Linked DNA regions of Homo sapiens: all the other regions are linked to region 5. Evidence: chromatin loops called from intact Hi-C (ENCODE). Cell type or tissue: GM12878. All regions are shown on one strand.

Evidence for each region. Hi-C counts contacts between places; a loop is a spot of excess contacts. Peaks named below come from ENCODE experiments on the same cell type or tissue, not always from the same donor. Only the 100,000 strongest peaks of a DNase experiment are listed, where the experiment ranks them.
Region 1: it touches region 5 in a loop (8-fold over the local background); 17 of 110 quality-filtered maps call a loop at or near these places.
Region 2: a loop joins it to region 5, with 2.6 times the contacts of the local background. A loop is called at or near these places in 18 of 110 quality-filtered maps.
Region 3: a loop joins it to region 5, with 2.1 times the contacts of the local background. A loop is called at or near these places in 58 of 110 quality-filtered maps.
Region 4: it touches region 5 in a loop (9-fold over the local background); 106 of 110 quality-filtered maps call a loop at or near these places.

Annotation. Positions count from the first base shown.
Region 1 is chr6:150,392,603-150,397,602 of GRCh38, reverse strand. IYD (iodotyrosine deiodinase) reads right to left here. Exons shown (of 5, transcript NM_203395.3): 4 at 3,348-3,504. Among named protein-coding and RNA genes, the nearest start is that of IYD, 26 kb to the right of the region's middle. In GM12878, a CTCF peak has its summit at 1,984; a DNase peak (open chromatin) is centred at 1,987.
Region 2 is chr6:150,066,635-150,071,634 of GRCh38, reverse strand. It overlaps ULBP3 (UL16 binding protein 3), which reads left to right and starts at 2,514. Exons shown (of 5, transcript NM_024518.3): 1 at 2,514-2,656. The coding sequence starts at 2,569. It overlaps LOC124901428 (a long non-coding RNA gene), which reads left to right and starts at 1,362. Exons shown (of 2, transcript XR_007059809.1): 1 at 1,362-1,877; 2 at 1,985-2,207. RefSeq lists enhancers at 625-1,492, 2,690-2,769, 2,790-2,839. In GM12878, CTCF peaks have their summits at 342 (motif pointing left) and 2,281 (motif pointing right); a DNase peak (open chromatin) is centred at 328; H3K4me3 peaks cover 876 bases.
Region 3 is chr6:149,721,655-149,726,654 of GRCh38, reverse strand. It overlaps NUP43 (nucleoporin 43), which reads left to right. Exons shown (of 8, transcript NM_198887.3): 8 at 1-2,340. Among named protein-coding and RNA genes, the nearest start is that of LATS1, 6.1 kb to the right of the region's middle. RefSeq lists a silencer at 1,926-2,128. In GM12878, a CTCF peak has its summit at 2,627 (motif pointing left); no DNase peak of the experiment used is centred here.
Region 4 is chr6:150,015,140-150,020,139 of GRCh38, reverse strand. RAET1L (retinoic acid early transcript 1L) reads left to right here. Exons shown (of 5, transcript NM_130900.3): 4 at 1-32; 5 at 1,285-1,806. The coding sequence ends at 10. Among named protein-coding and RNA genes, the nearest start is that of RAET1L, 7.9 kb to the left of the region's middle. RefSeq lists an enhancer at 2,955-3,194. In GM12878, CTCF peaks have their summits at 3,048 (motif pointing right) and 4,739; no DNase peak of the experiment used is centred here; H3K27me3 peaks cover 202 bases.
Region 5 is chr6:149,931,894-149,936,893 of GRCh38, reverse strand. It overlaps LOC105378052 (a long non-coding RNA gene), which reads right to left and starts at 2,381. Exons shown (of 2, transcript NR_134598.1): 1 at 2,115-2,381; 2 at 575-1,426. In GM12878, a CTCF peak has its summit at 2,558 (motif pointing left); a DNase peak (open chromatin) is centred at 2,513; H3K27me3 peaks cover 237 bases.

The DNA.
Region 1 (5,000 bases), 460 kb before region 5:
TACATATTCGGTTTTGTTTTTTGTTTTTTTTTTGAGACAAAGTATGGCTCTATCACCCAGGCTGGAGTGCAGTGGCATGATCTCGGCTCACTGTAACCTCTGCCTCCTGGGCTCAAGCCATCCTCCCACCTCAGTCTGCTAAGTAGCTGAGACTATAGGCATGCACCACCATGCCTGGCTATATTTTGTATTTATTTATAGAGATGGGGTTTTGCCATATTGCCCAGGTTTGTCTCAAACTCCTGAGCTTAAGTGATCTGCCCGTCTCAGCCTCCCAAAGTGCTGGGATTACAAGTGTGAGCCACCATACCTGGCCAATTTTCCTGCTAAATATTCTTTCCTGAACTCCAGTGATCTGCCTGGAATCTATGATTTGTTATCAATAACTCTAATATTGGCATTTGAACCCATATATATTTATGAACCCATATATATATGAACCCATATATAGATACATGCACACATGCACATATATGAATCTAGAGTGACTCAATATAGTTTCTTGCTGAAGGTCTCTTATACAACATCATCATATACTATACCTTGATTAACGAAGATTTCACAATACCTGAGAGACTGTTCTCAAGAATACATGCATCAAAAAACCTAACTGATTTCTTCTTTCTGTCATTAGCTCTACTTTATCATGGCGTTTCTTCTCCTTGATCATATCTTCACATAGTATTTGAACTTGCAATGGATAAATCTTAATTTTTTTTTTTTTTTTTTGAGACGGAGTCTCGCTCTGTCGCCCAGGCTGGAGTGCAGTGGCGGGATCTCCGCTCACTGCAAGCTCCGCCTCCCAGGTTCACGCCATTCTCCTGCCTCAGCCTCCCGAGTAGCTGGGACTACAGGCGCCCGCCACCACGCCTGGCTCATTTTTTGTATTTTTAGTAAAGGCCGGGTTTCACCATGTTAGCCAGGATGGTCTCGATCTCCTGACCTCGTGATCCGCCCGCCTTGGCCTCCCAAAGTGCTGGGATTAGAGGCGTGAGCCACCGCACCTGGCCAAGTCTTAAACTTTTTTGAGAAAATATTTACACCTTAATTTAGTGTCATTTTATATCTTGGTCCTTTTCAAGACATAGCTTTTACTCCATACTGAATTTTGTATGTCTCTAGCAGTAGAAACCTGCAAATACACAGACCATATTAAACAATTCCTCTTATTAATATTATTAATGTTAAGTTGACTTCTATTATTATTTTATCTTTCACTCTCTCGATGTGAGTACTTTGGTCTTATTATAGGTCAGGATTTTTTTAACTGGAATCCTCAGACCCCCAAAGGGCCAAGGATTGAATTTAGCAGGTCCATGAACTTGAATTTGAAAAAAAAAGTTTTCATATTCACTAACATCTAACTGAAATTTAGCAGTTTCTTCCTTTATAAATGTAGGCAGCAAACCACAGTAGTGTTAGCAATATCTATGACTTTATCACCAATGAAATCCACAGTTATTTTCATATCATTTTACAGTTGTTATAGATATTTTAAAATATCATTACATTCATCACTACTTTAAAATTATAGAGCTACGACTAGCTCTTGGTATTTAATATATTAATAAAGGCTTGTATATTATATTCTAAACAACAACCACCACGGCAAGTTCCTATGACTACAGAGCCAACCATGGAAGCAGAGCATCCCCACCCAGTGAGATGCTGATGCCCGTTGATAGGGGACTCAGTGGCCAAGGGGTACCCCATCGACCTCTTTCCAAGCCTCCAAATAACAAACATCTAAGTAAAAGCAATGAGTAGCTTCCAGACACTTCCCCGCCTGCCCCTCTCCAGCTTTTCCAATCAGATCACCACCTCTAAACCTGACCAGGAAGTTCTGGAAGCTGCCTCTACAAGACATGCATGGCGCGCTTATCAGACCCAGTCACCATACTGGAGATGCGGGCTTCATGGAGATTTTTCTTTCCTCCATCACTAATCATAACCTACTCTCGGGATTATGCCTTATGAAAGCTAGGGGGCAGCAAACTCAATGGCAAAGTGAAAAAGACTGCCTGCTGCAGAGGCACCTGGGCAGCCTTGTGAGCTGAGCTTGCTGCAGGCTTCGCTGCTTCTTCCAGGACCCTCAATCAGGTGGCGGTGCCTCGCAGTCTGATGCCGCATGGTGATTCCATTATTTACCTGCTTACAGATTCAGGAAGGAAATCAATGCCAGCTCCTTCAGGATAATTTTTCCAAAAACCTAAAACACATTTCAATGACTACATTTTGGGAGGTGTTATTCAACATACATGTTTTTCTTTGAGATAGTGAAGAAGCTCTCTTTTTTTTTTAATCCATTGTCTCTCAAAAGTATGGTTACTTGCTCTTATAATCTTGTTTTCTACATTTATTTTATGGGTTTACCATCTCTCTCTATCCACTACCCAGCCCCCAGTCTCTGCTAGAATATACAGTTCATCAGACAACTATCCCCAGTGGCTCCCAGGAACTGCCACGTAGAAGGAGCTCAGAGGCCAGGCATGGTGGCTTACGCCTGTAATCCCAGTACTTTGGGAAGCTGAGAAGAGTGAATCACTTGAGCTCAGGAGTTGAGACTAGCCTAGGCAATATGGCAAAACTCCATCTATACAAAAAATGCAAAAATTAGCATGGTGGTGCCTGCCTATAGTCCCAGCTATTCAGGAGGCTGAGGTGGGAGGATCACTTAAGCCCGGGGGTCAAGGCTGCAGTGAGCTGTGATGGTGCCACTGCACTCCAGCCTGAGTGACACAATGAGACCCTGTCTCAAAACAAAACAAAAAGGAGCTCAGAAAATATTTGTGGAGTGAATGCACTGTTGAGTGAATGCATGAATAGTTTGAAAACTATACAGCAATCCTGCTCCATTTCATGTTAGCATTGCTCTCGTTCCTATGCAGATGGAATTTTTGAAAAGCACATGACCTTCTTCCTAATGCCATGCAACGCAAACTTCTCAGAAAAGGGCCTCTATGAAGAGCCCTTCTCATGGCTTTTTAGTCATTCCATCATCTCTGAGAGCAACAGTAAACGTATCCAGGGAGTTAGCCTCTGTGACTTTTAGGCTCCAAAGTACTTCATGTGGGTCTGCCAAAACCCTTGAAACTTCATGTTGTTACAGATGACTGCAAACACAACACCAATTTTTCTAACTTGAAATGATGTTATAAGTGAATTCCCAGCTTGCTGAACCATCATAGTCACCAATCCAGGTTTCCAGAGTCAGTTTTCACATCAGAGTTACCTCACTTAGGAATTCTACTTTAGATTAAAAAAAAATTTCCAAATGTCCCTGAATTGAAAACTCAGCTGAAATGTTCTAATAAGGCCACCCTGTAACCCTTGATGTCTCAACATACCTGCAGGGCAGCTAGCAGGATGCCACAAGCGATGGAAACACTGATCTCATTGTAGTAGTGGACTTTTTTCTTGCCATTTGCGGCGAAACCATGTACTTGTTTGAAAATGAGAATCAAAATAGGGGCAGTATCCAAGTACTCTTTAATCCAGTTGGTTCTGTGAAGAGAAAAGAGATTCAGGATAATATTTGCCCATATTTTTTGTTCTCTTTTACTACCTTAGCTTCTTTATGATAAAAATAAAAACATATTTACTCATCTTTTATATTTAAATTGAAAAGCTGCAGAATTTTTGTTTTTGTCTCATTCCACTTTTTCTGACCAGGATCATTCAATTTCATAAACATGTCTTAATAAGTGCCTAGTATGGCAAGACATATGAAATGCTGAAAGATACAAGGGCAGGTCCTATTACCCAGCATGCACTGGGTCAAAATTCAGCAAGGGAGAAGGCAAGGATGGCAGTGAGGTTTAGCCAAAATCACAGGTGGGCAGATGGCAATGCTGTTCACCCAGTTATAGAAAAAAGGAAGGGAACTTCTGTGGGAGAGGGAGATCATTCATGTAAGGTGTAAATGCAGAACTGAATTTTTGTTTTCCAGCTCAGAATATCTTTCTTGATTTCATTACCCTGGCCCACACATTTTGGCAGAAGTTTTATTCTAGCACAGATAGTCAAAGGACAGAGAGTCATATAATCCCATATATTGGGATTTTACCTTAGGATATCTTATATCATTCATTAGCAAGAGACAATCACCATTCATTTCATTTCTAGCTTGGTTATGCTTCCTCATTCCAAAGCACACGAAACTCACTTGTGTATTTCTCCATGGCTCCTCTTACGCTATGAATATCTGTATGTTACACTTTCAAAGCTACTTAACCATACTTCAACCAGCTTAGTCACATTTGACCATTATCATTTCTTTTCTCCCTATAAAGAGGGAAAATGGTAACGCTTTAGAAGATCTGCACTGGAGCTGGGCTGTCTTGGCCACTGGGCAAGCTACTTGGCCTCCCCTGGAGCTGTTACCTCCTCTATAAAATGTACTCTTGTGTACCCACCCCCTGTGGTTATTGCAAGGGTGAAAATAGTTAAAATACATAAAGTGGCTTAAAGCCAAGCATCAGAATTTCAAATCATGGAAATATCAACACAGAGGAGCCACTTGTAATCCACTTTCCTGACTCACTGGATGAACCAACACTCTCCATTCCCTCCACAGAGCACGCGGACTGTGCTTCGGCGCCCGGAGCAGACCCCGAGGGCTGCATTTGTTGAGGGACCACAGAGAAACTACTTACACTGAATTCCCCTCCACTTCTTTCCTGGAGTTGAGGAAGCCAAAAAGTTACTAAGGCCTCACAGATAACTACACTTGTGTTAAACTTGTCCTAAAACTAAAACCTGCTTAGTAAAATCATTTGGAAGACCTGATCACTTTAGCAAAATGTAATTTGCTTCATGCAAGATCTTGAGAAGAATTTTACCATTTTATGTTCCAGACGAGTGAAAAGTGAAGTAATTCCTCAATTATTTACTAAGCAAATAATTGAGTCAGAGCCTATTTACCAAACGCTCACATGGCAATACAGGAGTGAGCCCGGACTTAACTTCCGTAATTCCTCCAAGAGGCAGAATAGAATCAA
Region 2 (5,000 bases), 130 kb before region 5:
GGAGGCCGAGGCAGGCAGATCACCTGAGGCCGGGAGTTCGAGATCAGCCTGGCCAACACGGTGAGACCCTGTCTCTATTAAAATTGCAAAAATTAGCCGGGGGTGGTGGCAGGTGCCTCTAATCCCAGCTACTCGGGAGGCTGAGGGAAGAGAATCGCTTGAACCCGGGTGGCAGAGATTGTAGTGAGCTGAGATCGTCCCATTGCACTCCAGTCTGGGCGACAGAGTGAGACTGTCTCAAAAACAAACAAACCGGAAAACAACAAATAAAACCCAACAACTAAAAAAGGCAAAAAAAAAAAAAAATTACCAACCTCGATGCTGCCACCTTCAGGCCGCTGGGGGTTACAACCTCCGCTCCAGCTCCCCTCTGAACCTGTGCTATTCTTCTGAGTCCCATTCACTCCCACAACTGTCTCATTCATTCACTGGTTCACTCAGCTTCCAACCACCCTTACATCACGTCAGGCTCACCAGGTGATGGAGAGAAAAATCATCCTCTGTGGGTCTGAAAAACATGCCTGAGTCTTGATGGTGGGTCTTGTTTTCATTTCCTCCCCATCACAGCGCCCCCAGGGCCATGAAGAGGCCATGGCCTGGGCTCAGAGATCCAGCTCTCCTCAGGGTGGGCCTGGCAGTTGCTGACTTCAGGGAGAGCTGGAGGCCTCACAACTGAAATAGGAGACCTGCCCTGGGTCCTTAGCATGTGCAAGGACAGGGTTCCTTGTAGAATCTGCTCATTTCATCTGTGTTCATAGCATTTGTCATTTTCCACATGCAGACATCCATTCCTAGAAAGCTGAAGAAGCTTGCACAGGAATATTCAGCCACAATATCAGCTGACTTCCATATCTGAATGCATGATCTCTAGATCCCGGCCATTACAATAACATTTGGGCCACTTCTATCCCCATCCTGGGCAGGCCTGAGTCTGTTGGCCAGATGCCTGCAGCAGGGGTGAGTCAGGAGGGCCCAGGTGTGCACAAAAGCCCCTCCTCCTGTCCTGCTTGGGGCTCTCCTGCCAGCCTCCTTCTACCTTCCTCCTGTTCCCCCAGTCACTGGCCCAGGTCACCTGGCCTCGGGGTGGTGCTGCCAGGGCCTTCCCAGAGGCCTCCTCCCAGGACTAACCTGGGCTCCTGCCCCCAGCCCTGTACATGGGAGGCTCTTCTCACACACAGATCCTGGGACCCGCCAAGCTCTGCCCCTCCCAAATCTGAGAACTGCCCACCCTTGTGTGTCTGTTGTCCTCCAAACTACCCTCCACATGGCCCCTCCTGCACAGGGGCTCTAGTGCATCAGGCCAGAATCTTCTAGGCTCCTGTGTCCCTGCTCAGTCACAGAGGTGGCTGCCCTCCCATGACTCTGTCCTGAAGCAGAAACAGGCCCTGGGCTTTGTCCAGGCCTCCTCCTCTTTCCCACAGCCTCAGGACCCTCGGGATTGATGATCACCAGGTGCAGGTGATCCCAACATGAAGACTGTACGGAGTGGGAGGTCTGTGCCGATTTTTCTCATTCAATAGGGAATGGGCTGAGTGGCTGGGGCCTGAGTGGCACTCAAGATCTCTGTCCACTCCTCATCCCAGGCTAAAGCCCTCCCTTGCGGCCAAGGGCCACTGGGCCCATCACCTCCCTCTGGCTTCTGCCCACAGATCTAGATGTTTCCATGGTGACTGAGACGAGGATACACTCGGGTTGCCGCTTTGAGGATGGCTGCAGTCACCATCCAGGGACAGGGCAGAGATGCGCGTGCAGCCATGGATTTGCGTGTAGCTGGCCACAGATGGGTGTACAGCAAAGTGAGCCCCACGCATGCGTAGACCCTCCCTCGGCTTCTGCTCTCCATGGAAACACAATTGATCATTTGATCACTGATCACGGTAGGCCACTAGGGCTTTCTTTTCTTTCTTTTTTTTCCCAGAAGTCATAAAGGGATATAGAATATACTTTATTCTATATATATTCTATATATTCCTCATGCTTTTAGTGGAGAGGCAAAGAAGGTCTGCTCCGGACTGGGAAGCAGCTGCGCCCTGGACGGAGAGGGGCGGGGACTCCTTGGCGCAGGCTGAAGGAGGGCAGGTGTCGCTGGCGGAGGCAGTGACGGGGGGACACAGCCGCCACTGGATATCCCTGTGCAAGTTTCTTCGCTTTCCTGTGCATCAGTGCTTACATTGGGGTAATAATAAATGGTGTGTTAAAAAATTAAATGAGGCGGTCAAGAAGGAATCGTGTCCTGGCCCGCGCGGAGCCTGGGGTGGAGGGTAAGGGTTGGCCAGAGGGGGCCGCTGTCAGGCCACGAGCCCGGGGCGGGACGAAGCGGAGCCACAGCAGGCATAGGCTCCCCGGGTCCCAGCCTGGGGTGGGGCGGGGAAGGGCGGGACGGGGCGGGATAGGGCGGAGCATCCCTCCAAACGTGGGCAGGCGTAGGCTCCCCTGGATCCCGGGGCGGGACGGGACCGGACGGGGCCGAGCACACTCAATCACTAGCTGGCATGCGAGGGCCGAAGTGATTCATACGCTGGTCTCCACATCGACTGCGCCTTGTGTCCCGGGCGCTCCTGGTCTACAATGGCAGCGGCCGCCAGCCCCGCGATCCTTCCGCGCCTCGCGATTCTTCCGTACCTGCTATTCGACTGGTCCGGGACGGGGCGGGCCGGTGAGTTCGGGGATGGAGCCTAAGCGGGGCGGGGGCCAAACCTGGGGGGCTGTGGACTGCAGCGGGTTTCAGAGGAGGGAAGCCTTCTAGAAGGACCGGCGCGATCTCCCCGGACTGCCCCCACGCTCAGTTCCGATTCGCTGCTCTTTTTCGCCAGGTCCGCTTCCTGCGGCTGCTGCTTGCCCTGCAGAGCAGGAGGGGGGTCAAAGAAGGCGAAAAAAGAACCGCAGGAGGGTGGAGGGGCCAAAAAGCTGCAGAGGGCGAGGTGGGGAGGGGATCCCTGGTGCAACCCCGCAGCCCCACTCGTCCTCGGGAAGGAGAAACCAGAGCCCCCGGAACCCGAGCTGGGGTCAAGACATGGGTGACGCCAGCGTCATATAGAATAGTCACTAAGCAGACAGGAGTCAGCAAACCCTTTCTAGAAAGGAAAGGCTGAAGGCACTTTGGTCCTTGCTGGCCGTGAGTTCTCTGTCTCTGTGTCAAGTCCCGTCCCTTTGTAGAGCAACAGCAGGCAATGGCAACCTGCAAGTAAAAGAGAAACCTGAAATGGACCCTGTCCTAGGTTGCAGACTCCAGATGAGGGCACATGCTGTGTCCTGGCAATTGCTGCCCCATCCCCTAGGGTGTCATCTCTAAGTTGTGTAAGTTGAAGAGTCACAAGTGTGTCCTACCCTGCCTGTGGCTTCTGGGAGGTGTGGATGTGATGAATGTGAGGGGGAGTCCCATGGTTCGGGGCCTACTGCTCCCCTCCTTTGTTGCTGAGTAGCATTAACGGTCCCCAGGGGCCATTCAGGGACCCTCCCTGAAGCCTCAGGTGTGACCTGAGGGTGGGGGGGTGTAGCCATGTGGTGTCCTGGGGATCAGAGCCAACTGCTTGTGCAGCTTCTTGGTTCCCTGTGGCCCTGCTCCTGCCCATCCCAGGAGACCCACCTGTGTCTTCTCACTGTGGGGCCTATCTTCCTAATGACCTAAAGGGTGAGGAGCACACCCTGTGATGGGCAGCTCTGAGGCTGTGTGGTCACTGCCCTCCCATAGCTGGAGGCCCATCTCCACAGGGGCCCAGGACCACAGCAGGAGCCACTTTTAAATGAGGGGATTTCACTGCTGTGAGTGGCACAGCTTTGCTTCTGAGCACTAGGGGACCCTGTTGGATTCTGTGGTTGGGAATAGCCATGAAATCCACATAGCACCTTTTCCAACCACACATGCTTCTGGGATCTTAGGGAGTCCAGGGTCAAATAGCTGTAGTGGCAGGTCCAGCCACACCCCTCATCACAGAGTGTGTATGGCTGCATCCCAGCTATAAGAGCAGAGTTGAGTAGTGACAGGGGAGGTCATATGACCAGCACAAACTATAATAGTTACTACATTAACTACAAACACTATCCATTCCCGGTAGAAATCCAGGAAATGTGAAATTACCATTGAATGGGTCTATGAACCCAGCACATCCCTCTAAGCTGGACCTGACACAGAAGTCCATCTGTTACTTTGCCCCAAATGCACCTCATGAGTAACAGGGGAGCAAGTTAATGCTTCACATCCCTGGGAAGAGCTCGGATCACACACTGTGTCCACTAGGAGTGTCTGAGTATTTGCTGTTTCATGGTGTACAGTTACCAGAGTGACTACCCATCTGGCTCTGTGGGGGAGGCTGAAGGAGTCATTGCAATTGCTGTGGGGTTGAAGGAGCCCACCAGGGGCTCTGGGCTCTCCTTCTAGTAATGGACTCTGCGTCTGAGATGTGGCTCAGTTCTCAAAGCTGGGCGAGGGAGCTCAGTTATTTCCCGGGGTGACAACTTTCAGCCTCCTGGTCATCCATCCTTGCATTTTGTCTTTGTGGTAATTATTTAAATCTAGTAGTATCCGGGTGGAGTCTCCATCTCTTTTGGATCTTGGACCCTTTTGTTCTATGAGCCATGGGCATAGCTTTGTAAGACTGAGGACCCCAGCTAGCATTGTGACTTCTCTAATTATTTCCATCATTGCACCCTCCTTCCTGCTGACAGTTGACGGCCTCCACTTGAGATCTCTTATTTCAGGATTTTCCATCCCCATTACTACTGGGAGCCCATTTCAGGAAGAGCATCTCCTACCCCTGACCCTGGGCTTCAGCAACAGGCATCCCTGAGCTTCTTGACAGTCTGCTGCCTTCTCCTGGGGCCTTCTTTATATGCTAGGTAAACAGGAGTCTTCCAGGCTTCCCTTGAGCACAGAGGGTGAACATTGTTCTGGATTTTCATACTGCAGTCACTCTGGCATGGGCACTTCTCTTAGTATTTTGTTCCTTCCTGTACAACCTGCCACGTAAGACCTGGGTTTTCTGTTTCATGCGGTGTGGGTC
Region 3 (5,000 bases), 210 kb after region 5:
TTGTGGGAATTAACACATCAATGGTGGTTATGGGAACTACCAATGGGTTCCTACAATTTTTATCAGTAGTATGTGGCATATACACCTTCCTAGTGGCAGTTGCCAATGTTAATGATTATTCTTTTTATTGCAAGTATTTCCTATGATCCTTCCACACTTTATTTCCTTAATAATAATAAACTTTTTCAGAAAGAATTGAGTAGAGCAAAAATGACAAAGATGTGTAGCTGTGTTCAATTTTTTTTTTTTTTTTTTTTTGAGGCAGAGTCTTGCTCTGCTGGAGTGCGGTGGTGCAATCTCGGCTCACTGCAACCTCCACCTCCCAGGTTCAAGCAATTCTCCTGCCTCAGTCTCCTGAGTAGCTGGAACTACAGGTGTGCGCCACCACGCCCAGCTAATTTTTGTAATTTTAGTAGAGACAGAGTTTCACCATGTTGGCCAGGATGGTCTCGATCTCTTGACCTCATGATCCACCCGCCTCGACCTCCCAAAGTGCTGTGATTACAGGTGTGAGCCACTGCACCCGGCCTGAAATTTTTTTAAGGTGAAAATGTTTTGACAAGTTCCTTTTTCAGAATAGGTTTTTGAGCAGAACTCTTTCAGCTTGTTAGACCCAACTTTGCTTTTGTTTAGCTTCACAGCATAGCTGAAAGTTGCCAAACTGGACATTGTGCAATAAAGTAGAATTCTATATTGATAAGCAAACTATTTCCAAACTAAAAATGTGATAGATAAAAGTGTGATTAATCAAATGATATGATCAGAGTAAAGAATTTTGCCATTTTGATCCTTTTACTTTGTTTTAGCCACCTATAGTGTTACCAACCATCTTTATCCTTGTCTGCAGGGATAATAATGAACTAATGTAGTGTTTTAAGATAATTTAATGATACTATCTTTCCAAACTTTGTTAGATTTTAAATGTATTATTGACCTGAGACCTTAATGACAAATCACTGCTATTAGACAATTGAAGTGTTCATTTACTTTGTAATTCCAATAATCATAGTTATGGAATTATGGTAAGGTTTTGCTTTTCTGTCCTAATAAATATATATATTTTTTGAGATGGAGTTTTGCTCTTGTTGCTGAGGCTGGAGTGAAATGGCATGATCTCAGCTCACTGCAACCTCCGTCTCTTAGGTTCAAGCAATTCTCCTGCCTCAGCCTCCCGAGTAGCTGGGATTACAGGTGCTCACCACCACACCCAGCTAATTTTTGTATTTTTAGTAGAGATGGGGTTTCACTGTGTTGGCCAGGCTGGTCTTGAACTGACCTCATGATCCACCTGCCTCAGCCTCCCAAAATGCTGGGATTACAGGCTTGAGCCACTGCTCCCGGCTGATTTTTGTATTAGTAGAGACGACAGGGTTTCACCATGTTGGCCAGGGCTGGTCTCGAACTCCTGACCACAGGTAATCAGCCCGCCTCGGCCTCCCAAAGTGCTGGGATTACAGGCGTGAGCCACTTAGTATTTGTAACCATAAGAGAAAGTATATTTTAACAGCATTACATTTCATGCCAATTGACAAGTTTTGCCAATTTTAATAAGAAACTAAGCTTTATGTAATGTAACACCGTAATTTATGAATTTGTTCATTGTCACTGCCTTTATTCATGAAACTGTCAAATAGAGTGTCTTTCAAGGGTTGCAGGATCTTAGAGATAGAAAGTACCTTGGTGATCATCTCCAGCCTAAATTTCATCATCCCTTCTATGGTATTCCCAACAAATTATCATCCAACCTATACTTAAAAACATATGGTGGCCAGGCATGGTGGCTCACGCCTGTAATGCTAGCACTTTGGGAGGCCGAGGTGGGTGAAGCACCTGAGGTCAAGAGTTCGAGATCAGCCTGGCCAACATGGCGAAACCCCGTCTCCACTAAAAATGCAAAAAAAAAATTAACCGGGCGTGGTGGCAGGCATCTATAATCCCAGCTACTTGGGAGGCTGAGGCAGGAGAATTGCTCAAACCCGGGAGGCAGAGGTTGCAGTGACCCAAGATCGTGCCACTTCACTCCAGCCTGGGCAAAAGAGCAAAACGCCATCTCAAAAAATATACATATATAAGGAGATAAAGTTTCCCATTTTCCAATACAGTTTCACATTTGAACAGCCCTAATTGATACAACTTTATGGCAGGGTTTTAGTGTGTGAGTGGGATCCAAAACACTCAATCCTGTAAAAGGGTACAGTCCTATTGTATGTTAACACACTGATGATGTGAGCCTGTGAGATGAGCCAATCACCAGTTGTTATGTTCGAATCTGCTTTGTGTTGGGACGCTTTAATGTCAGGGTTTCACTAAATAAATGAATTTTCATATACTGAACTGAAATTTGCTTCTATCTGTCTTATCTCGGGAGCCACACACACAAAATTCCTCTCATCACATATTCAAATATTCAAAATTGATTATTATAGTCTCTCCAGTGAAGGTTTCCTTCTCTTTCTTTCCATTTTTGGCTAAATCCTTCTTATCCTTCAAGACTCCTTCTAGGTGTCATTTTCTCCAGACAGCTTTTATTGGCCTCCAGCAATCCGGACTAAATTGCACTCTGCTTCAAAAGCCCATTGTGCAGAACTTAAATTGTGCGCAAAGCAGTGTGTTAAGGAGCCTGTCTCCCCCTACTGGGCCACAAGATCAAGAACAGCGCCCATGTCTTCGTGTAACAGTGTTTAACAGTATCTGAACCATAGTAAGCAATGAGTCACTGTTAATTGACCTTGTTTTCACAATCTTGTTTTCCCTTTAAAAATTACTGCTCTTTGTCAAAGGCCTTTTTTTTTTTTTTTGAGACTTTAAGTCTCGCTCTGTCGCCCAGGCAGGAGTGCAATGGCACGATCTCAGCTCACTGCAACCTCTGCCTCCCAGGTTCAAGCAATTCTCCTGTTTCAGCCTCCCGAGTAGCAGGGATTACAGGTGTGCGCCCAGCTAATTTTTTGTATTTTTAGTAGAGACAGGGTTTCACCATGTTGGCCAGGCTGGTCTTGAACTCCTGACCTCAAGTGATCCACCCTCCTCCACCTCCGAAAGTGCTGGGATTATAGGCATGAGCCACCGTGCTCGGCCAGAGGCCTTCTTTTAAGTGTGACTTCCAAGATAAACACTTTTTCATATATTGTCTACCTTGGTGATTATGACAGAAATCTTGCCATCCTGTTAATAGGAATGATATTCCTTTGTAATGCTGTGTCAGCTTTCTGAAGTGTTCACATGTGATACTCCTAAGCCACACTTCCTATATTCGGAAGTTAATACAAATGGTTTTTAATCCTTAATATGGGCCTTTCTTGTTCTAAGAAAAATTTCATTTCAATATAGGAAAGGACTAACTATTTTCTTTGAATCTTTTGTAGAAGCTATTATTTTCTCCATAATTAGCCCAGCGTGCTCTCTCCACTTTCATCCCATTGATTAAGAAAGATGTTTGAGACAGGATTTCACTCTGTCACCCAGGCTGGAGTGCAGTGGTGTGATCCCCAGCTCACTACAGCCTCGATATCCTGGGCCCAAGTGATCCTTCCACCTCGGTCTCCCAAGTATCTGGGACTGCAGGCATGTACCACCAAGCCTGACTAATTTTTGCAATTTTTATTGAGATGGTGTTTCACTATATTGCCCAGGCTGGTCTTGAACTCCTGGGCTCAAGCAATCTACTTGCCTTGGCCTCCCGAAGTGCTAGGATTACAGGCAAGAGCCACCATGCCCAGCCAGAAAGATGTTAAATGAAATGAAGTTTTTAGGCCCACTGCTGGAGTCTTCTCAATTATCAATGAAACATGAATCTCTGGTATTTGGCTACAGTTACTGAAATATTTATAAAACAACCTAATTTATTGACATTTCATTCCATTTATCTTATTTCCAAGGTTATTGTGAGAAAATGTGCTGTAGTTATACTATCAAAAATTTGGCATAATTGAAAAATTCCTGGTCCTTTGTGAATAGTACTTTTATTTAATTGTATTGTGGAAACATCCTTTTAATAATCCACTCTAGACTCTTGTCCAAGAAGCATATTAAATTCAACAGTATATAGTTTATATTGAACCTTTAGTTAAGCTTATGGTGTCAATAGTATCTAGCTCAGACTAATAGAAGGTCTGGCCAGGTGCAGTGGCTCACGCCTGTAATCCCAGCACTTTGGGAGGCCAAGGGGGGTGGATCACCTGAGATCAGGTGTTCAAGACCAACATGGTGAAACCCCGTCTCTACTAAAAACACAAAAATTAGCCTGGCCTGGTGGCAGGCACCTGTAGTCCCAGCTACTCAGGAGGCTGAGGCAGGAGAATTGCTTGAACCCAGGAGGCAGAGGTTGCAGTGAGCGGAGATCGTGCCACTGCACTCCAGCCTGGCAACACAGCAAGACTCCATCTCAAAAAAAGAAAAAATGGGGCTGGGCACGGTGGCTCACACCTGTAATTCCAGCACTTTGGGAGGCGGAGGCAGGCGGATCACCTGGGGTGGGAAGTTCGAGACCAGCCTGACCAACATGGTGAAACCCCATCTCTACTAAAAAAAAAAAAAAAGAAAATTAGCCAGGCATATTGGCACATGCCTGTAATCCCAGCTACTTGGGAGGCTGAGCCAGGAGGATTGCTTGAGCCTGGGAGGCAGAGGTGCAGTGAGTGAGCCGAGATTGCACCATTGCATTCTAGCCTGGGTGACACAGCATGACTCAAAACTAAATTACATTAATTTAAATTTAATTAAAGTATTTTTTAAAAAATTTGTAGCTGCAAAAAATCAGAAGAGTTTTTACCCCTCTATAGGGGTAGAATAAACTAAAAAATCTTAGCCAGAGAAGTCTTAGAATCCATGATACACCAGTAGCAAGGCATACACCTAGCACCCAGATTTGGTTTCTTATACCATATTCCAATAAAAGGAACCAGGGATCCTTGGAGGAATGGTGATCCCTGAACCGGGGCAAGAAATATACAAGATATCTTGGAGAACTGGGCGCGGCAGCTCAAGCTTGTAATCCCGCACTT
Region 4 (5,000 bases), 83 kb before region 5:
TGGCATCTGAGGAGAGTCCTTTAGAGTGACAGGTACTGTGGGCAGAATTGGAAGTGGAGCAAGGAGCAGGTGGGTGAGGAGGCAGGATGGGGAAAGAGAATTCCCGGAGTCCCGCCCCTCCCCGTGGCTGGGACCTTCTCATCCTAACATGAGACAGGTGAATGAGACCTTGTGTTGCCTGTTGGCAATGTTGGCAATGACCTGGGCAGCTCAGCCCTGAGTTCTGATGGTTTCTCACCTTCAGAGTCCAGAGGGAAAGGGAGGGGCCCATACCAAGGCTCAGGGTCTGTTGAGCTTGAGAAGGTTTAGCAAGTTCAGGCCTGATTCAGAGCAGGTTCCTATTCAGGAAGGGTGTGTGGCCTGCAGGCAGCAGGAATTCAGACATGGGCAGTCCTCTTAATTGGGTTAGGTGCATCATGGTAGCTTTACATGAGGTGTGACAGGGGAAGGGGGATTCCATCTCTGAGGCTAAGAGAGATCTGGGTGTAATCCCAGGAGGAGGGGGCTGGGAGAGCCTTGGTACACCTAATTGAAAAGGAGGGAGTGCAGGGCTGCCTTCCCACAGAAAGTAGGTGGAAGGTGAAGAGTAGAGGCTGCTCAAGAGAAGGATTTTTAAAAAGTCAGTCCCATGTACCCGTGGGGTTTGAGTCTGGGCCCTGAGGCAGCTCCCCTGCCATCACACTCCTGCACACCCCAGATCCTGAGCCCAGTCATAGCCCTGCCAGGAGCAGAGTGGACTCAGAGGAAGGAGCATCTGAGCTGCTGCTGGGGTTCCACGGGCACCACTGGGCTGGATAAGGAATGGAAAAGGTGGAACAGGGACAGTCACCTTCAGAACTATGGGTGCTGCTCCCAGTGTGAGGTGATGCTCAAGAAGAAGGGGAAAGAAGGATGTTTGCCTGCAGGCCCACCAAAGGCCAAGGGCACAGGAATACAGAGCCCTCTCTTTGGAAGTCTGTCCCACCCCTTGCCATGTTTTAGACCCTGTCATCAGATGATAAAGAGGGCCTTGAGTGAGGGAGCGGACCCATCACTACCAGCTTCAGACCTGTGGGCCCCTCCACTCCATCCCCTGGTCAGGTGCAGGGCCTGGGCTGACTCTGTGATGTGACAAAGGAGGAAAGAGGTAGGTCCAAGCTGCAGTCGCCAGGGTTGGGGCTCAAGGGAAAAATAGGTCCCTTAGTGCAGGGGGCTCTGAGACATAGAGTGACTAGGGAAAGATTACCGTGGAAAAGTGATCCGGGTTCTCTGCCTCTTAAACCAACATTTGGGTCCTTTCTGAAGGTTAAAGATGATACCAAAAAGCCCCTGTGAGCACGGTCTTGATCAACCTCGCCCTTCTGTCTGGCCAGCTGCCCACCACCTACGGTGTATGTCCAGCAGCCTCCAGCAGATGATGATGACACCATGGACCCAATAGCTCATTCACTGCCTTGATTCCTTTTGCCAACAATTTAACCAGTGATTATTCCTAACATATTATGCAATTTTCTCTTGGTGCTACCTGATGGAATTCCTGCACTTAAAGTTCTGGCTGACTAAACAAGATATGTCAACATTTTCTTTCTTCTCTTTTTGTTTGGAAAATCAAGTACTTCTTTGAATGATGATTTCTTTCTTTCATTACTGACATGATTGTCAGTAAAACAATCATGTTAGACTTCAGACCTCCAGGGATTCTTTCCATGTCCTGAAAGAGAATTGTTTAATTATTTAATAAGAAAAAAATTTATATTAATGATTGTTTCCTTTAGTAATTTATTGCTGTGTACTGATATTTAAATAAAGAGTTATATTTCCCAAAAACCTACTGAGTTTAGAATTTTGTTGTATTACTCAGTAGAGAATTAATGTTATTTCATTTTTCCTCCATGATATGGAGTAATAAATGAGTGATTCTGCCAGACTTTGTGTGGAAAAAGAGAATCTACAAAACATGGCTGAAAAAAATCAGAGACAAAACAAATACATGGAAAAATATTTCATGCTCATGGGTTGGAGAATCAATATAGCTAAAATGGCCATACTTCCAAAAGCAATTTATAGATGCAACACTATCTCTATCAATACCAATGTCATTTTCCACAAAATTAGACAAATCTAATCTAAAAGTTCTTTGGAGTTAAAAAAGAGCCCAAATAGCCAAAACAATCATAAGCAAAAAGAACAAAGCCAGAGACACCACATAGCCTGACTTCAAACTATAATATAAGGCTACAGTGATCAAAACAGAATGGTACTGGTACCAAAATAGACACTTAGATCAGTGGAACAGAATAGACAGCTCAGAAAGAAACCTTCACACCTTTTAACTTTCAACAAAATCAACAAAAAAAGCAATGAGGAAAGAGTCCTAATTCAATAAATGGTGCTGGGATAACTGGCTAGCCATGTGTAGGAGAACGAAACTGAACCTCTACCTTTCACCATATATGTAAAATAACTCGACATGAATTAAAGATTTAAATGTAAGTCCTAAAACTATAAAAATCCTGGAAGATAACCTAGGAAATGCCACTTTGGACATACAGCCTGACAAAGATATCATGATGAAGACACCAAAAGCATTTGCAACCAAAAACAAAAATTGACAAATGTGACCTCATTAAACTAAAGCGCTTCTCCACAGTAAAAGAAATTAGCAACACAGTAAACAGCCTATAGAATGGGAGAAATATCTGCAATCTATGCATCTGGCAAAGCTCTAATATCCAGAATCTACACGGAACTTAAACAACTCAACAAGCAGGAACAAAATTCCAATTAAAAAATAAGCAAAGAATGTGAACAGACACTTTGCAAAAGAAGACCTGCAAGTGGCCAACGAACATGAAAAAATGCTCTTTGGGAAGCCGCGGTGGGCAGATCATGAAGTCAGGAGTTTGAGACCAGCCTGACCAACATGGTGAAACTCCGTCTCTACTAAAAATACAAAAATTAGCCAGATGTGGTGGTGCATACCTGTAACCTGTAATGGTGCATAGTCTGATGTTGGAACTATGAAATACCTTGGACTGGTACTTTCCAGTCTTTTCCAGCAGATGGCACTGTTCATCTTTCAAATATTTCAATAAGCCCAGAGGGTTTGCCAACAGCGAGTTTGTGCCCTGAGCTCCTTGGCACACAACCTGGGATCCACAGCCAAGGGCTAGAGAAGACAAAAGAGACATTGACATCATGGTGGAAGAGGAATCCATAAAGAGTTCATTTCTGAGGACTGGGGCAGTTCCTCCCACCCTGCAGATCAAGATGCCCTGAGGGCAAAGAGCAGAGGGGTACTCTGGTGGCCCAGCAGTTCTGCCCTGGGGGAGGATTCTCTTCTGCTGCAGTGAAAACCAACAGGACGCTGCTTCATCCCAAGGGGACCAGGAAGATAGATCAGAGTGAGGAGCTGTCTGAGTGTTTCAGATCACACAGTGACTGCCTGCTTGATGGCTTCAGAACTCCTTCATGAGCTGGGAGACAGCCCCCAAGGTGAAAGGTGTGTGGGCAGGATGGGCTCGACATGACAACTCTCAAGATGACACGCAGTTTCTCCCATGTGTTTCTGTGTGTCTTTTTGTGTGCCCGTGTATGTGCATGGCTGTGTCTGTATTTCTGCATGCATTTGTGTATGTGTGTCTCTGTGAATGTGTGTGCCTGTGTGGTGTGAGTGTGTGTGAGAGATTGTGCCTGCATGTCTCTGTGTGTGTGCATGTGTGTGTGTGTGTGAGATAACATGCATGTATGAATGTTGAATTGATTTTCTGGTTGACTTGCTGTGGAGGGAGTCAGGGACTCCAGGGGGCTTCCTGCCCACCCCTCGTTCCCTGTAGCCAGTAGCACAAATGGCGTAATAAAAGGTAGTTTAATTTCATTTCATGCAAATGTAAAACTTTTGTGCTTCCAAAAGAACTCCAATTAGAAGATTAAAAAAAAACTTCCAGAACGAGAGAAAATCATTGAAAATCATATATCTGGTAATGGACTGTTATTCTGAATATATAAAGAACTCTTCCAACTCAATATTACAAAGGGAAATAACCCAATTTAAATATATGCAAGGAATTTGAATAGACATTTCTCCAAAGTGAGACAGGTATACTACACGGTGGTCTCAAAAGAATAGAAAATTTTGGGCAGCAGTTTCAGGTGACTAGCAAAAGAAATCTGTTGAAATATCTGCAGTGGCTCTGGGCTGATAAGTTGCTGAGAAACAGCATGTGGACCAAGCTGACTAAGAATGAGTGGATCCAACATGGCCCTGGATTTGACCTAGGTTTCACCTGGGACCTCATTACATGCTGATAAACACACTAAACACACACTAGCCAGCTCCCTAGCAGTTCTGAGAATACCCATATTTGGTGTAAAAATTCGAGGCACCAGAGTTCTGAGAATCCCTGTCCTTCTTCCAGGAATTTTCATGAATATTCCACCCCTTGGTTGAAGAAACCAGGAAAGGTGGCAGCACCAAACCCCCTTGCACCTGCCTCTCTCTTGAGTTCCCCTGCACTCCCTTTACTTGAGTGTGTACTTTTCCTTTTACAATAAATCTCCGTCCTTCCTCTATTTTCCTACTGGTCTTCGAATTCACTTCCCCAAGCGCTGCCAAGAGCCCCGCACCGGCTGGGGTCGCGGTCCAACCGGCGTTTAGGGACCTCCCCTTGCCCACTGGCATCAGAAGAAGAATGCAAATGGCAGTGAGCCCAGGAAAAGGGGCTCAGTGTCCACAGACCTCAGGGAAATGCCAACCGCACCCACAAGGCGACGCCTCACCCCGCTAGAATGGGTGACCCCAAACACTGTGAGGCTGGAGGGGGTGGGGCCTGCGTTCCTTACAAGGCAGAGAGCAGGAGACTGAGAGTTGGTGGAGTGTAGGGCTGTTCCTGTGTCATCCTCTTCCCGTTTTCCTGGCGGAGGTTTCTCTTTGTTCTCTGGCCCTCCCTGCTTCCTTCCTCTCCCTTTCTCTGGTTCTCCCTCCCATCCTTCATTTCCAACCATCCCAAGGTTTTCTCCGC
Region 5 (5,000 bases):
CCCCTCATGTGAAACCCATGTAGGAACCTGCTTCTCGGAGGACCTGGACTAGGGAGTGGGTTCACCAGAGGAAATCATATTTCATGAGATGGAACATTCTGGGAATACTGGCACTCAGCATACCCTTTAATTCATCAAAAGTGAAAAATCACATTATTTGGTCATTTGGGTCCCACAATTCTTCTGTCAATTTAGTTTACTTGGGTTTATATTTTTTGTTGTTGTTTCTGCTGCAATTGTTGTTGTTTTCTTTGAGACAGGCTCTCACACTGTCACCCAGGCTCAAGTGATCCTCCTACCTTAGCCTCCTGAGGAGCTGGGACTACAGTCACATCCTACTACACCTGGTCAATTTTTTAAATTTTCTGTAGAGACAGGGTCTCACCATGTTACTTGCCATGGCTGATCTCCAACTCCTAGCCTCAAGTGTTCCTCCAACATTGGCCTTCCAAAGTTCTGGGATTACAGGCATGAGTCACCAATTCTGACCCAAAAAGTTACGGCTTTTTAGTTTTTACTTTTCACATGGTTGTATGACATTATGTAGATTAAAATTCCATATAAGTAACTTGGGTAATGCTATACAATAAAATGCTTTATTCAGCCACAGCTTTCTAAAAATAGATGTGGCATCAAAATGCGCATTCATCAAATCTTGAAGGAGTTTCAAATCTTTAGAGTGACTCTGAACTCTCGTTTTGGTTGACACAATAATCCATAAAAACAAATAAAGCACCCATTCTGATCTGGAAGGGGTAACGAGGTGAAAATATTGATAAGCCAAAGTGACAGCCTCTTTTGTAGACATGATCCTGCCTAAATTTCTCATGCCTCACAAAAGAGGGCCCTGAATTCCCTGCTTCTCCAGAGCTCCACGCAGTCCTTGAAGCACTCTCTGGCTGTCTCTGCAAGTGGCTGAACAGCTCCTCTTGCTCTCTGTGGGTCTGTGGAGGCTCCAGGTCCCCTAGGCCCAGGTGCTGTCATGCTCACCAGGTCCCACCAAGAGTGCACCCCACCGTGGATGGTGGAGGAGACCAGGTATAGCTGCTCCTGCCCCTACCCCTCTCCTGACCAGCCAATCTTAATAGGAGGAAGGAGCAGGGATGAGTGGAGCCATGGAGGTTGGTGCTGGAAAGAACAGAAATGAAGACCTTTATCCCATCCCCCAAATGATGGGGATCCCTTTCTGAGTTCTAGCAGCCCTTTGGTAGTCTGATGATTAGATTCCTCCCATGCGTCTTAAACCCTATCGTATGGCAGGCACTGTGCTAGGTGCTGGGTTTACACGTGGGTGATGGATGTGTCCAGTCCTCCTGGAACTTAGAAACCAGATATGTCCAGTCCTTCAGGCACTTAGAATCCAGGTACAGAAACAAACATCTACGTGGCTGCTGCTGCTGATGTGTTGTCCTCGAGATGGTTGGGGCTATGAAAGGGCAGAAGAGGGGGTGACTCATTCTGCTTGGGAAGTTGCATGGAGGTTTCTTGGGAGGTGGCATTTCAGACTGCTCTTGTAGAAACTGGAAGAATACAGTGTGGCCAGGTGGGAGGAGAAGACAGGGCACCCAGCAGAGGGACAAGCATGAGGAGGAGGCCTGGGGTGCAAATATCATAGAACTTTGGGGAGCTATGAGAAGTCTGCAGTAATGAACCCTTAGTTACTGGGGTAGACTCTTTCCACAGGGAGGAGGGAATATCTGGAAGGAAGGTAGGGAAGGAGGGGTGGGCAGGAACCTGTCCTGGGGTCCCTGTCTCCCTTCACAGGAAATCAAGTCACCATTCATACATATACATATAGCATACACTCCCACACACACACAGACACACACATAGAGATATGCACATGTGGTCTCACACACACAGAGAGACATGCATGCATAGTCTCACACAAACACACACAGTCGCATGCACAGTCTCACACACACACTACACAGGCACACACACATATGCACACACACAGGCACACAGACACACACATACAAACATACAAACGTTCATGCACAAATACAGACACACACACACACGCACGTGCACACACAGACATACATAAACACACGGGAGAAAGTGGGTGTCATCTCGAGAGTTCTTGTGTCTGTCCCATCCCACCCACTCACCTGTCACCTCTGGGGCTGTCTCCCAGCTCATGAAGGATTTCTGAAGCCATCAAGCAGTATGTCACTGTGTGATCTGAAACACTCAGACACCTCCTCACTCTGACCTTCCTTCCTGGTATCCTTGGCTCTGGGATGAAGCAGCGTCCTGTGGGTTTTCGCGGTAGTAAAAGAGAAACCTCTCCCCTGGGGCAGAACTGCTGGGCCACCAGAGAGCACCCCTCTGCTCTTTGCCCTCAGGGCATCTTGATCTGCAGGGTGAGAGGAACTGCCCCAATCCCCTGAAATAAACTCTTTATTGATCTCTCATCCACCATGATGTCACAATTGTCTCATCCACCATGATGTCACAATTGTCTCATCCGCCATGATGTCACAAACTCACTGTGAGCAAACCCTCTGGGCTTATTGAAATATTTGAAAGATTAGTGGTGCCATCTGCTGGACACCGCAGGAAGTACTGATCCAAAGTATTTTATAGTTTCAACATCAGACTATGCACCATTGCTTTAGATGACATTGTAGTTTTACAATCTGTGATTTCAACAGTTGCTGTGATAAAAAACCAAGAATCCCTGCAAAAATAGGTATGAAATAGGAAATCAGGGTGGCTGTGTCCAATCTGCTTCCAAAGTTTGAGAAGTTGTTCAGTGCCCAGTAGGTACACATGTCCATTAGTAAACATTTGTGCTTATTTAAGAAAGAAATAAACATACTACTTTTTCAATTTATGTGAAATATTTTCTTAAATGGCAATAAAATTGCTAGGTCATAAATATTTATTGTTTGCTCCTGACTACTTAACGAATACATTCTTGGGTACTCTTTTTTTATAGGGTTGTCTTGAAAATGTTACAAAGGCACCTTCTGGATTTTCCCTGGACCACTCCAGTACATTTCATGGGCTCTGCCTCCTGCAGGAAGGCATGAAGCCAGGACACACATGTTACTTTTTTGGGAGTCCTTCCTGTTTAGCCTGTTGAGGACCTGGAGACTCCCTTCCCACTCTTCCTCTCCATTACCTTGCTCCCCACCACCTGAATCATCTGTCACTTTCCTACACCTGATGCAATGCACCTGCTCATTACGTTCACCTGCTGTCCCCACTGGAGCACGGATTTTGTCTGTTTTCCTCAGAGAAGTATCCACAGCACAGCTCACTGTTGGTTCTGAGGCTGTACTTACCCTGTGAGTGAATAAATGAGAGGCAGTGAGTGGGGCAGCGGCCTCTTTCCTGTCCATTTGTTCACTACACTTTAGATGGTAACTTAGGATGTGGTGTAGACCAGTGTTTCCTGGGCACAATAAATCAGAATATATTGTGAAGACAAGAAGTAGAAAGAAATGTTAGGTGGAAGAATATGAATTTTCAAGTAGGAGTTGGGCAGAGTGAGAAACCAATCAGGAAAGGGGTAAGTTTGGTTTGCTTGTAGATAACATGTGGAGAAATGCAGCCATCTGCAATGGAGACTGGGCGCTGTTAGATTCGTTTGCGCCAAGACCACCTCCACTACCTGCCCTTGTCCTACTCTCTCCCGAGGCTGAATGCAGCTCCTGTGCCTTCAGTGCCAAGGAAGCCATAGTTTCAGGTCAGAGGAAGGGCTGGGGCGGACCCTGGAAAAGGAGAGGGTGGGTACAGAAGGGGACAGCTGGGAGCAATGAGTTCCTGAGGATAAACAAAAAAGGTCACTTGAAAATGGAACAAAAAAGGAATAAAGAACAAGGTGGAAATCATCTGAAATTCCATTATGCACAGTTTAATGTTAGGGTTTTAGTAGAATCATCTTCAATTTTTATAAAATTATGATCATACACCTTATAATTATTTTAAATGACTAGAGTTTATTTTTCTAGGGCAGGGTTAGAGTTTATAGTGCAGAGTTCTCTCTTGCCTGTGTCAGTTAAACCCACTTTTTTTTGCCTCGTGTCAATTTGTTTATTCATTTTTATTTTTAAATTTTACTTTAAGTTATTGGATACATGTGCAGAATGCGCAGGTTTGTTACATAGGTATACATCTGCCATGGTGGTTTACTGCACCTATCAATCCATCACCTAGGTTTTAAGCCCCACATGCATTAGGTATTTGTCCTAATGCTCTCTCTCCCCTTGCCCCCAACCCCCTGACAGGCCCCGGTGTGTGATGTTCTCCTCCCTGTGTCCATGTGTTCTCATTGGTCAACTCCCGCTTATGAGTGAGAACATTCGGTTTTCTGTTCCTGTGTTAGTTTGCTGAGAATGATGGTTTCCAGCTTCATTCATGTCCCTGCAAAGGACATGAACTCATTCTTTTTTTTTTTTTTTTTTTTTTTTTTGAGATGGAGTCTCACCACTCTGTCACCCAGGCTGGAATGCAGTGGCGCAATCTCGGCTCACTGCAAGTTCTGCCTCCTAGGTTCACGCCATTCTCCTGCCTCAGCCTCCCGAGTAACTGGGACTATAGGTGCCTGCCACCAAACCCGTCTATTTTTTGTATTTTTAGTAGAGACGGGGTTTTGCCGTGTTATCCAGGATTGTCTTGATCTCCTGACCTCGTGATCTGCCCGCCTTGGCCTCCCAAAGTGCTGGTAGTACAGGCGTGAGCCACCGCGCCCGGCCTGAATTCATTCTTTTTTATGGCTGCATACTATTGCCTGGTATATATGTGCCACGTTTTCTTTATCTGGTCTATTATTGATAGCCATTCAGGTTGGTTCCAAGTCTTTGCTATTGTAAATAGTGCTGCAATAAACATACCTGTGTATGTGTTTTTATAGTAGAATGATTTATGATCCTTTGGGTATACACCCAGTAATGGGATTGCTGTGTCAAACGGTATTACTCGTTCTAGATTCTTGACGAATCACCACACTGTCTTCCACAATGGTTGAACTAATTTACACTCCCACC